Linked DNA regions of Homo sapiens: region 2 is linked to region 1. The links are chromatin loops, found by intact Hi-C in ENCODE. Cell type or tissue: chondrocyte. All regions are shown on one strand. Each heading gives the region's core, and the rest is flanking DNA. Links, peaks and the distances in the headings are about the cores only. Region 1 overlaps MCF2L (MCF.2 cell line derived transforming sequence like). Region 2 overlaps CUL4A (cullin 4A).

What was found. A loop is a pair of places that touch in the nucleus more often than their neighbours do. Peaks named below come from ENCODE experiments on the same cell type or tissue, not always from the same donor. Only the 100,000 strongest peaks of a DNase experiment are listed, where the experiment ranks them.
Region 2: it touches region 1 in a loop (1.8-fold over the local background); 1 of 110 quality-filtered maps calls a loop at or near these places.

The regions. Positions count from the first base shown.
Region 1 is chr13:113,094,427-113,098,808 of GRCh38, forward strand. MCF2L (MCF.2 cell line derived transforming sequence like) reads left to right here. Exons shown (of 30, transcript NM_001112732.3): 27 at 88-209; 28 at 1,945-2,057; 29 at 2,124-2,227; 30 at 2,348-4,382. The coding sequence ends at 2,433. Among named protein-coding and RNA genes, the nearest start is that of F7, 9.2 kb to the right of the region's middle. RefSeq lists an enhancer at 1,865-2,365. In chondrocyte, for the core only: no CTCF peak of the experiment used is centred there; DNase peaks (open chromatin) are centred at 925, 1,225, 1,445 and 1,772.
Region 2 is chr13:113,210,021-113,214,402 of GRCh38, forward strand. CUL4A (cullin 4A) reads left to right here. Exons shown (of 20, transcript NM_001008895.4): 2 at 1-68. Among named protein-coding and RNA genes, the nearest start is that of CUL4A, 2.6 kb to the left of the region's middle. RefSeq lists a silencer at 1-88. In chondrocyte, for the core only: CTCF peaks have their summits at 124 and 1,958; a DNase peak (open chromatin) is centred at 66.

The DNA of each region.
Region 1 (4,382 bases), core at 193-4,192:
CTGTGGGACTTAGCTGACCCCACCTCAGACAGATGCAGACAGCGGCTCATCACCGGGGGGTCCCTCACGGGTGTCTGTCTCTCTTAGGTTGGAGCAAAACGTCCCACTCACTGGAGGCACCTGAGGACGACGGGGGCTGGTCAAGTGCAGAGGAGCAGATTAACTCGTCCGACGCAGAGGAGGACGGCGGGTTGGGCCCCAAGAAGCTGGTAACCACGGCTTCCCTGTGGGCACTTGGGGTGGGGGCTGCCCTCCGGGGATTAGGGGTGCTTCTGGCAGGTCCACCCAGGCTTGGGTCTTAGGACACAGCCCCAGCTCCTCCTAACCCTGGAAGGTCCACATGGGCCTGGGTCTTACGGGCAGTGCCAGCTCCTCCTAACTCTCTCTGGAAGGTCCACCCAGACCTGGGTCTTGGGGCACAGCCCCAGCTCCTCCTAACTCTCTCTGGAAGGTCCACCTGGGCCTGGGTCTTAGGATGCAGCCCCAGCTCCTCCTAGCTCCTCTGTCTCAGCAGCACTTTGTGTTTCTGGGTTAATTTCCAGGTGCCCACCCAGCCTCCTGTAGAGCCCACTCGTGGGTGCACCTTCCTCAGAGGAGACAGTCCCCACCCCCCTACCCTTTATGTCATAGAATGCTGTCACTGAGCCTTCCTAACTATACATACAATTCTCATTTTGTAAGAAAATGGAACTGCTAAGCATGGATTTGCATTTGAAAAAACATTCATTGTTAATGTCAGAAGCAAGAAAAAGCTGCCATGTGTTAATCATTCCAGTGAGGGTTACACCAAGAAGTGTCTGCTGCACCTTCTGTGCTGTGCGTGGTCCATGCCCCAAGGCTGGAGGTGCAAAGGGGACAGGTCCCGGAGGCTCTGGAAGGGCAGAGAAGCCAGGCGTGGAAGGGTAGGGAGAGCCCTCGGGGCCTCTGGCCTCTCCCACAGAGACAGCATGAAGGAAGGCCTGGGCGTGAGAACAGATGTGGGGGACACAGAGGCGGAGGCCACGTGGCAGGAGGGGAAACAGGCTGGTGGAACAGGGTGCACGGGGCCTGGGGAGGGATTTGGATCTCATTCTTTGTGGGGTGTGGGGAGTGATCCTGGCTACTCTGGGCACCACAGAGGCAGGAGCCAGTACAGGCCATCACGTGAGGGCAGGCAGCCCAGTCACCGTCCTCTTGCTCCAGGCCATCATGTGAGAGCAGGTGGCCCAGTCACCGTCCTCCTGCTCCAGGCCATCACGTGAGGGCAGGTGGCCCAGTCACCGTCCTCCTGCTCCAGGCCCTGCAGCCGGCAGCACCCCTCCGCAGCCCACCACACGCAGCACCAGGAGGCTGTGAATCTCCCCACTCTGTAGGAACAGCTGCCGCTTCCTGGGTCCCCATTCCCCAACGGAACGTGTTCCATGACATCTGTGCAGCATCCGCTGTGTGCCAGGCACAGTTCTAGGCCCCGGAGACAAAGCGGGAACAGCACAGACAGGAACCTCCACTCTTACAGTGAGGAGAGAAAGAGGAGTGAGGCTTGGGGAGGTTGGGCAGGACAGCTGCAGGGAGAGGGAGGGCAGAGGACGGGCGAGTCGGGGAGTACCAAGGAAGGCCTCAGCAAAGCAGCATGGAAATAAGACCTGAAAGCACGGAAGGGCCCTCCGGGAGGCGGGTATGCAGGCGCAAAGGCCCTGGGGCCGAGAGCTGTGTGTGGAGACCAGCGTGAGGGGCTGGGGCAGCTGGGCCCAAAGACAGATTCACAGACGCCTTCCATCGCCGCTGCGGTAGTCATGCCCTGCGGCGTAGCCTCCTCCCAAGGCTGGAGCCCTTCCCCGGAGCTGGTCGTGGCCAGGAGCTCCCACCGGGGCAGGGCGCTAAGGCCCGGCACTCCGCCTGGCTGCTGTGGGGCTGCTGCCGGGGCGGGTGCTGACGCTGTCTGTGCCCCTGCCCGTCTCCCACCAGGTTCCAGGTAAATACACGGTCGTGGCGGACCACGAGAAGGGAGGCCCCGATGCGCTGCGCGTGAGGAGCGGGGACGTGGTGGAGCTGGTGCAGGAGGGCGACGAGGGCCTCTGGTAAGACCCCGCGCTCAGCCCCGGACTGCCCCGCACGTGGCTGCCGCTGACCCTCGCCCCTTGCAGGTACGTCAGGGACCCGACCACTGGCAAGGAGGGCTGGGTGCCGGCCAGCAGCCTGTCCGTCCGGCTCGGCCCGTCCGGCTCGGCCCAGTGCCTGAGCAGCTCAGGTAAGGCCCACGTGCCCCGAGCCCACCCGTGACGCTGCCAAGGGCCCGGGCGAGGAAGCTGCCCCGTGTGTGCCCGGCAGAGCCGACGCCGAAGCCCGTCCCCGCCTGATCTCCCCGCAGAGTCGAGCCCGGGGTCGGCCGTGCTGAGCAACTCGTCCAGCTGCAGCGAGGGCGGCCAGGCCCCCTTCTCCGACCTGCAGGGGTAGCGCGGCCTCGGCGCCGGAGACCCGCGCGCTGTCTGGGGCTGCGGTGGCGTGGGGAGGGCGCGGCCCCCGGACGCCCCGAGGAAGGGGCACCTCACCGCCCCCACCCAGAGCGCCTGGCCGTGCGGGCTGCAGAGGACCCCTCCGGGGCAGAGGCAGGTTCCACGGAAGACCCCGGCCCGCTGGGGCTTCCCCGGAGACTCCAGAGCCCACAGAGGAGGGGCCGCAGGGAACAGCCCCGGGCGGCAGGCGCCGGGCAGCGGCATCTCGTCCTGGCTCCACCGTGCTGCTTCTGCCTCTGGACGGTGCTTTCAGGGGACGCGCGGACCGTGGTGGAGCTGCTTCCGGAGAAGTGGAGGATCCTCTGGCCAACGGCCTGAGGAGAGCGGGGCACGGGGTCTCTTTAGCTTTTACAAGTTTTAGGATTTTTTCAAGCAGGGATCAATCCCGTGGCCATTTTTTGTGGTACTTTGGCCTCAATTCTTCACCAGGAATCACTGTGTTTACATGAAATGACAATTTGATACTGTATTTGATAGAAAACTATTTTTTTGTTACCGGGGTTTACATAGAAGCACGTTGTTTATACCACTAAGTGACTTTGGGGGGGCTCTCCCATGGAAACGGATGGCACTCCCTGAAGCTCCCTGGTCACAGGTGGATGAAAACGTGTCCGTGGGTGACATCAGGTGGTGTCTCCACCACCAAAAGCAGTTAGAAGCCAAGGAGATTCCTTTATCTACCTAGGGTTCATTTTCAAAAGAAAATTTAAACTATAATTTAAACAATTAACGTTCTTTTCTACAAAAAAAATGCAGGGACTTGATTTTTTTAAAGAGCTTCACTGAATTAGGATATTTTTATTGCTTTTAAAGAAAATACAAAGATGCAGTTTCTGCAGGGTGTGGCGTGGACCAGTGCTGCCGACCATAGCTCAGAGAGCCCTGCCCCTGCCTCACTGCACTGCAGCCTCCTCGGAGGCCGCACCTCCACTCCACTCCCCACGCGCCCCCTGCCTCCCACCCAGGTCCACCTGCCACCTGGTGACCACCTTGAGTACAGAAGTGAAAGTGGGGAGAGTATTTTATTCAAGTCACAGCAGAACTGGAAAAAAACTCTTCTGTTTTACCAACTTCTTGTGTTTCAGAAACATATTCTGTTCAAAACTTTTGAAGCCCTTTCGGTGTCTAGTCTGCAGATGTTTTTGTATGTGTGCACCTCTGACCATGTGTGTACATATGTGTCTTGCTGGAAAGGACATATTCGCTGTCCCCGTGCTGCTGGGAGGGCCGCCTCACAGCCTCACGGTTCCCAGCCCCAGCACAGTGGAGGCAGGCGTGGCTGCATTCCCCTCACGCTACCCTCCCAGCGGCTTGTAGCCGTCACTGGCCAGACCTCCAGGGTGCGGAATCAAATAGGAAGCATGCAGAGACTCGGCAGCTTTTCCTCTGATGTGTAAGTTATTTGGAACGCGTGCTGTGTCCCGCGATGTCCCTGATGTACTGTGCAGGCGCGGTGCCTCCGTCTCGTCGCACAGCTGCGCGCCCTTGTGTGACCCTCCCCATAAAGGCACTTTACAGCTTCATGTTTCATCCACTGTCACTTTTTTTTAACTGCTGATGTAAATGGAATTTTAAAAGCAGAGTTCTTTATTGTATGGATGACGTTTGAATAAATATCAGCAACTCCTGCCATCTGCCTTTGTCTGTCAAGACACAGAACGTCTCAGCAGTCGGGGTTTCCAGGGCCGCAGTGCACTGTGCTTGCACATGGTAAGTCATTGTTGGGACGGAAAAGAAGCCGGCAGTGGGCAGGGCCCAGCGTGCGGCTCAGGCACCGAGCAACCGCTTTGCTTTCTTCTGTCAGACGGCGATGATGACAAAATAGCAACAAGGTTGTGCGTGTCAGAAACGCAAAGGCAGCAGAGGAAGCGTAGTGGAACCATTACAGAA
Region 2 (4,382 bases), core at 1-4,000, 120 kb after region 1:
TGCACGAGGCGGTGCGGGCCGTGCAGAGCAGCACCTCCATCAGGTACAACCTCGAGGAGCTCTACCAGGTGAGGCGGCGGCCGGGGCTGGGGACGCCGCTCCTGCCCCGCGTGACGCAGACGCGGCCGGGCGGCCGCTCCGGGTGCCTCGCAGGCTCTCGCCGGGGAGCGGAAAGGCAGGGCGTTTGCCTCCACTGCAGGGCCGGGAGCCCCAGAGGCAACAAGTGGTTTTGTTTATTGCCGTGGTGGAATTTTTGTTTTCAGGCTTAAGCTGCTTAGAACCATATTTAAAGTTATCCCATTACGGAAGAGAAGGAGGTGTGTTTCTAGGAGCCACGTGACTCATATTTTGCAAGTATACGGCAAATTATTTTCTCGTTATATGTAAAACTCATGACTGTGTCACTTGCCACAGTAATAAGAGGGTCTTTTCTCTGTTGTGTTTTGTGATTAATGGTTGCCTTTAAGATATTCAAACAGATTTTGAAAAAATTCAAAATTCAGAAAAAGTGGTTTTGTTCTCTGTTGTGTTTTGTGATTAGTGGTTGCCTTTAAGGTATTCAAACAGATTTGGTAGCATTTAATTCAAAGTGATGGTGTTCCGTTTCTGAAGTAACAAAAAAGTACATTTTACCATACTTGGATATTTTATTTATAAGCGACTTTTTTTCTGGTGTCTTCTTTTTGTAAAGTAACATTCATTCAGTAGTCTAATATCTATATTTTAGGTCACGATGTGTCATACAATTATTTCTATTAAAAGGCTTGAATTAAAAAAACTTTTTTTCTGGATATGCAAGTGACTGCATTGTAAAAATTATAAAAAATACAAAAAAGAAGACTTCAATCACCTATACTCCTACCACCCAAAGAAAACTACTGTTGACAGTTTGGTGTACATACATCCATTCTTTGTCTGAAGTGTAAGTGGATGATGTTTTCTTACCAGCTTTGAGATAGAGTCTACATATAATGTGCACTTCAGGAAGTTTTAACAGATGCATGCAGTTACGTAACCGGCACCACGGTCAAGATGGAATCTTTCTTGGTAGAATGGTAGAATATTGCTACCACCCCCGAAATTGCCATGACCACTTTTGCAGTCAGCCCTCTCCCCTGACTCCTAGCCCTTGGCGGTCCCCCATTTGCTTTCTGTTACTATATTTTGCGATTTCTAGAACCTTATCTAAATGCAGTCATGTATTTCATAGTCTTTTGTATCTGGCTTTCACTTAGGACAGTGCTTTTGAGATTCATGCACAACGCAGTGTGATTGTAATTTATTACCTAGTAGAATGGGTATACCACAGTTGTTTTATCCATTCACCAGTTAATGGACATTTGGGTGTCCATGTTTGGGGTTTTTTGTTTGTTTGTTCTTTGAGACGGAGTTTCACTCTTGTGGCCCAGGCTGGAGTGCCATGGCACGATCTTGGCTCACTGCAACCTCCACCTCGCAGGTTCAAGCGATTCTCCTGCCTCAGCCTCCCGAGTCGCTGGGATTACAGGCACCTGCCACCACGCCTGGCTAATTTTTGTATTTTTAGTAGAGTCGGGGTTTCGCCATGTTGGGCAGGCTGGTCTCAAACTCCTGACCTCAGGTGATCCACCCACCTCGGTCTCTCAAAGTGCTGGGTTTACCAGCATAAGCCACCGCGCCTGGCCTTGGGTTGTTTTAAATAAAGCTGCTGTAAACATTTGTGAATAACCCTTTGTTTGGACATATATTCTTACTCCTCTCAGGTGAGTTCTGCTTACTTCTTTATCTAGAAGTAAGTTCTCAGGGTCATATGGAAAATGTATGTTTAACTTTGTACGGAATTTCTTGTTTTTGCAAGTGACTGCCCCTTTTGCGTCTCTCCCAGCAGTGTATGGGAGCTCCGGTTCCACTCCGCCACCAGCGTGTGCGTCTCTCCCAGCAGTGTATGGGAGCTCCAGTTCCACTCCGCCACCAGCGTGTGGTGTCCTCAGTCTGTAACTTTAGCTGTGCTTGTGGGTGTGTGGTGGAGTGTCATTGTAGTTTTAGTTTGCATTTCCCTCTGATGCTAAGCATCTTTGTATTTACTTGCCATTCTATGTATCTTCGTTGACGAAGTGTCTATTTAAATATTTTGCTCATTTTTATTGGGTTGGTTATTTTCTTATTATTGAGTATTTGAGTTTATTATGTATTCTGGATACAAGTCCTGTATCAGATATTCGCCTTGCAAATACTTTCTGCCTAGTCTTCAACTTGTCTTTTGATTCTCTTAACTGTGCCATTTGAAGAGTAATTGTTTTAAGTTTTCAAGTCACATGTATCAGTTTGTTCTTCTATGGATTGTGCTTTTAGTATCCAAGAAATCTTGCTTAATCTGAGGTCACAAAGTTTTCTCTTATACTTTCTTCCAGACATTTTAGAGTTTTAGGTTTTACATCTAGGTCTACGATCTATGTAGAGTGAATTTTTGTATATATTGTGAAATACAAATCTAGAGTCAGAGTCGGGTGCAGTGGCTCATGCCTGTAATCCCAGCACTTTGGGAGGCCAAGGTGGGTAGATCGCCTGAGCGTCAGGATTTTGAGACCAGCCTGGCCAACATGGTGAAACCCCATCTCTACTAAAAGTACAAAAAATTAGCCGGGCGTGGTGGCAGGCACCTGTAATCCCAGCTACTTGGGAGGCTGAGGCCGGAGAATCGCTTGAACCCGGGAGGCGGAGGTTGCAGTGAGCCGAGGTTGTGCCACTGTACTCCAGCCTGAGCAACAGAGTGAGACTCCATTTCAAAAAAATACAAAGAAAAGTCTAGAGTCAGTGTTTTCCCTGCAAATGTCCAGTTTTTCAGTCTCTTTTCCCCTACTGAATTGCCTTTGCTCCTTTGTCAAAAACCACGTAGGAGTAGGAGGAGTGAGTTGTGAAATCAGGGTGTGTTGGCCCCCCAGCTTCATACATTTGCACAGGTTTCTGGCTATTCTTGGTCCCTTGTGTTTCCATGTGAATTTTAGAATCGGCCAATTTGTATAAGAAAGTGTGCTAAGATTTTGATTGACGGTATATAGAATCTACAGATCAATGTAGGAGAATTAAATTCTTAACAGTATTGAGAGTCTGGGCTCAGTGGCTCACACCTGTAATCCCAGCACTTTGGGGGGCTGAGGTGGCCTGATCGCTTGAGCCCAGGAGTTCGAGACCAGCCTAGGCAACATGGTGAAACCCCATCTCTACAAAAAATTTAAAAATTAGCCTAGTGGGGTGTTGCATGCCTGTAGTCCCAGCTACTCAGGGCCCCCACACCACAACCTGGAAGCTCTTCACACAGGAAGCTGAGCAGTTGGGGCCTGTTTGTCTCCCATCTTTCTGAGATTCACTGTCTTTCATAGCCCAGTACTCAGTGCTTCGAAAACTGTTGCTTCGTATATTTTGCCTGATTTTGTGGTTATTTCAGGCAGAAAGTTAATACAGTTCTTGTACTGTGTCTTGACTAGAAACGAGTCCCACCTGAACTCTCAGAGGTCTTTGGTTTAATAAAATATGATACCTTACAGCTAAAGCTTCTTACTACTCTTTTCCTGGAGATTTGGCTGTCTGATATCTGCTGCCTCATTATTTTTACTTAAAAAGGCGGAATTACTTTGCAACACCTTGTACACAGTGATATGTCTTATAAAACAATCACTAGATATTATGAACAATGTTTGTAGGTGCCTTAGGTGTCTGTCTTGAAACCCTGAGAACTAGGAGTGCTTACCCCAAAATGACAGTCACTGGTTCCTCCTTGGAATGAGACATCGCAAATTCCAGGGGCATCTCTGGAGGTGCTGCCCCACCAGGGGATATGTGGAATCAGTTGATTCACTTACTTGTGATCATCTCTCCACGCACAGGTGGGCTTCTGGCCTCTCACAGAGTCTGAAGCATGAGCTGCCTCAGATCTATTGGAAGCAAATGGGATAGAAATCTAAGAAAAGCAAATGTGAAATTACTGATGTCTGATCAAGCAGGCAATACATTTGACTTGGTGTTTCAAAATAAAGTCTCAGTTTTTGTATAGGTGGGGTGGTGTATACTTTGCCAAAGAATCTTATGTGAAAGGACCAATTCTCACCCAAGTTTGAAAGGTTTGGTTTCGTGTTTGGTTTTTGGTTTTGCTCACTCTCCCTCTACGTCTAAACACCTTAGGAGTCCTGTCACTTACACTTTTTGGGCCTCAGCTGGCCTGTTGTTTCTGTTTGTTACTTTGTTTTTATCATTTTCCTCCTGTAGTGTGTAGAGGAGAATGTTGTGAAGGCATGGATCTTTTCCATTGAACGACCTGAATTTCGGTCTGTAATAACTAACTCCTGAAGAAAGTGCATCTTCTGTGTCTTGTGTCTCTATGTTTTAGTCCTGCTTGTTGCTAAATG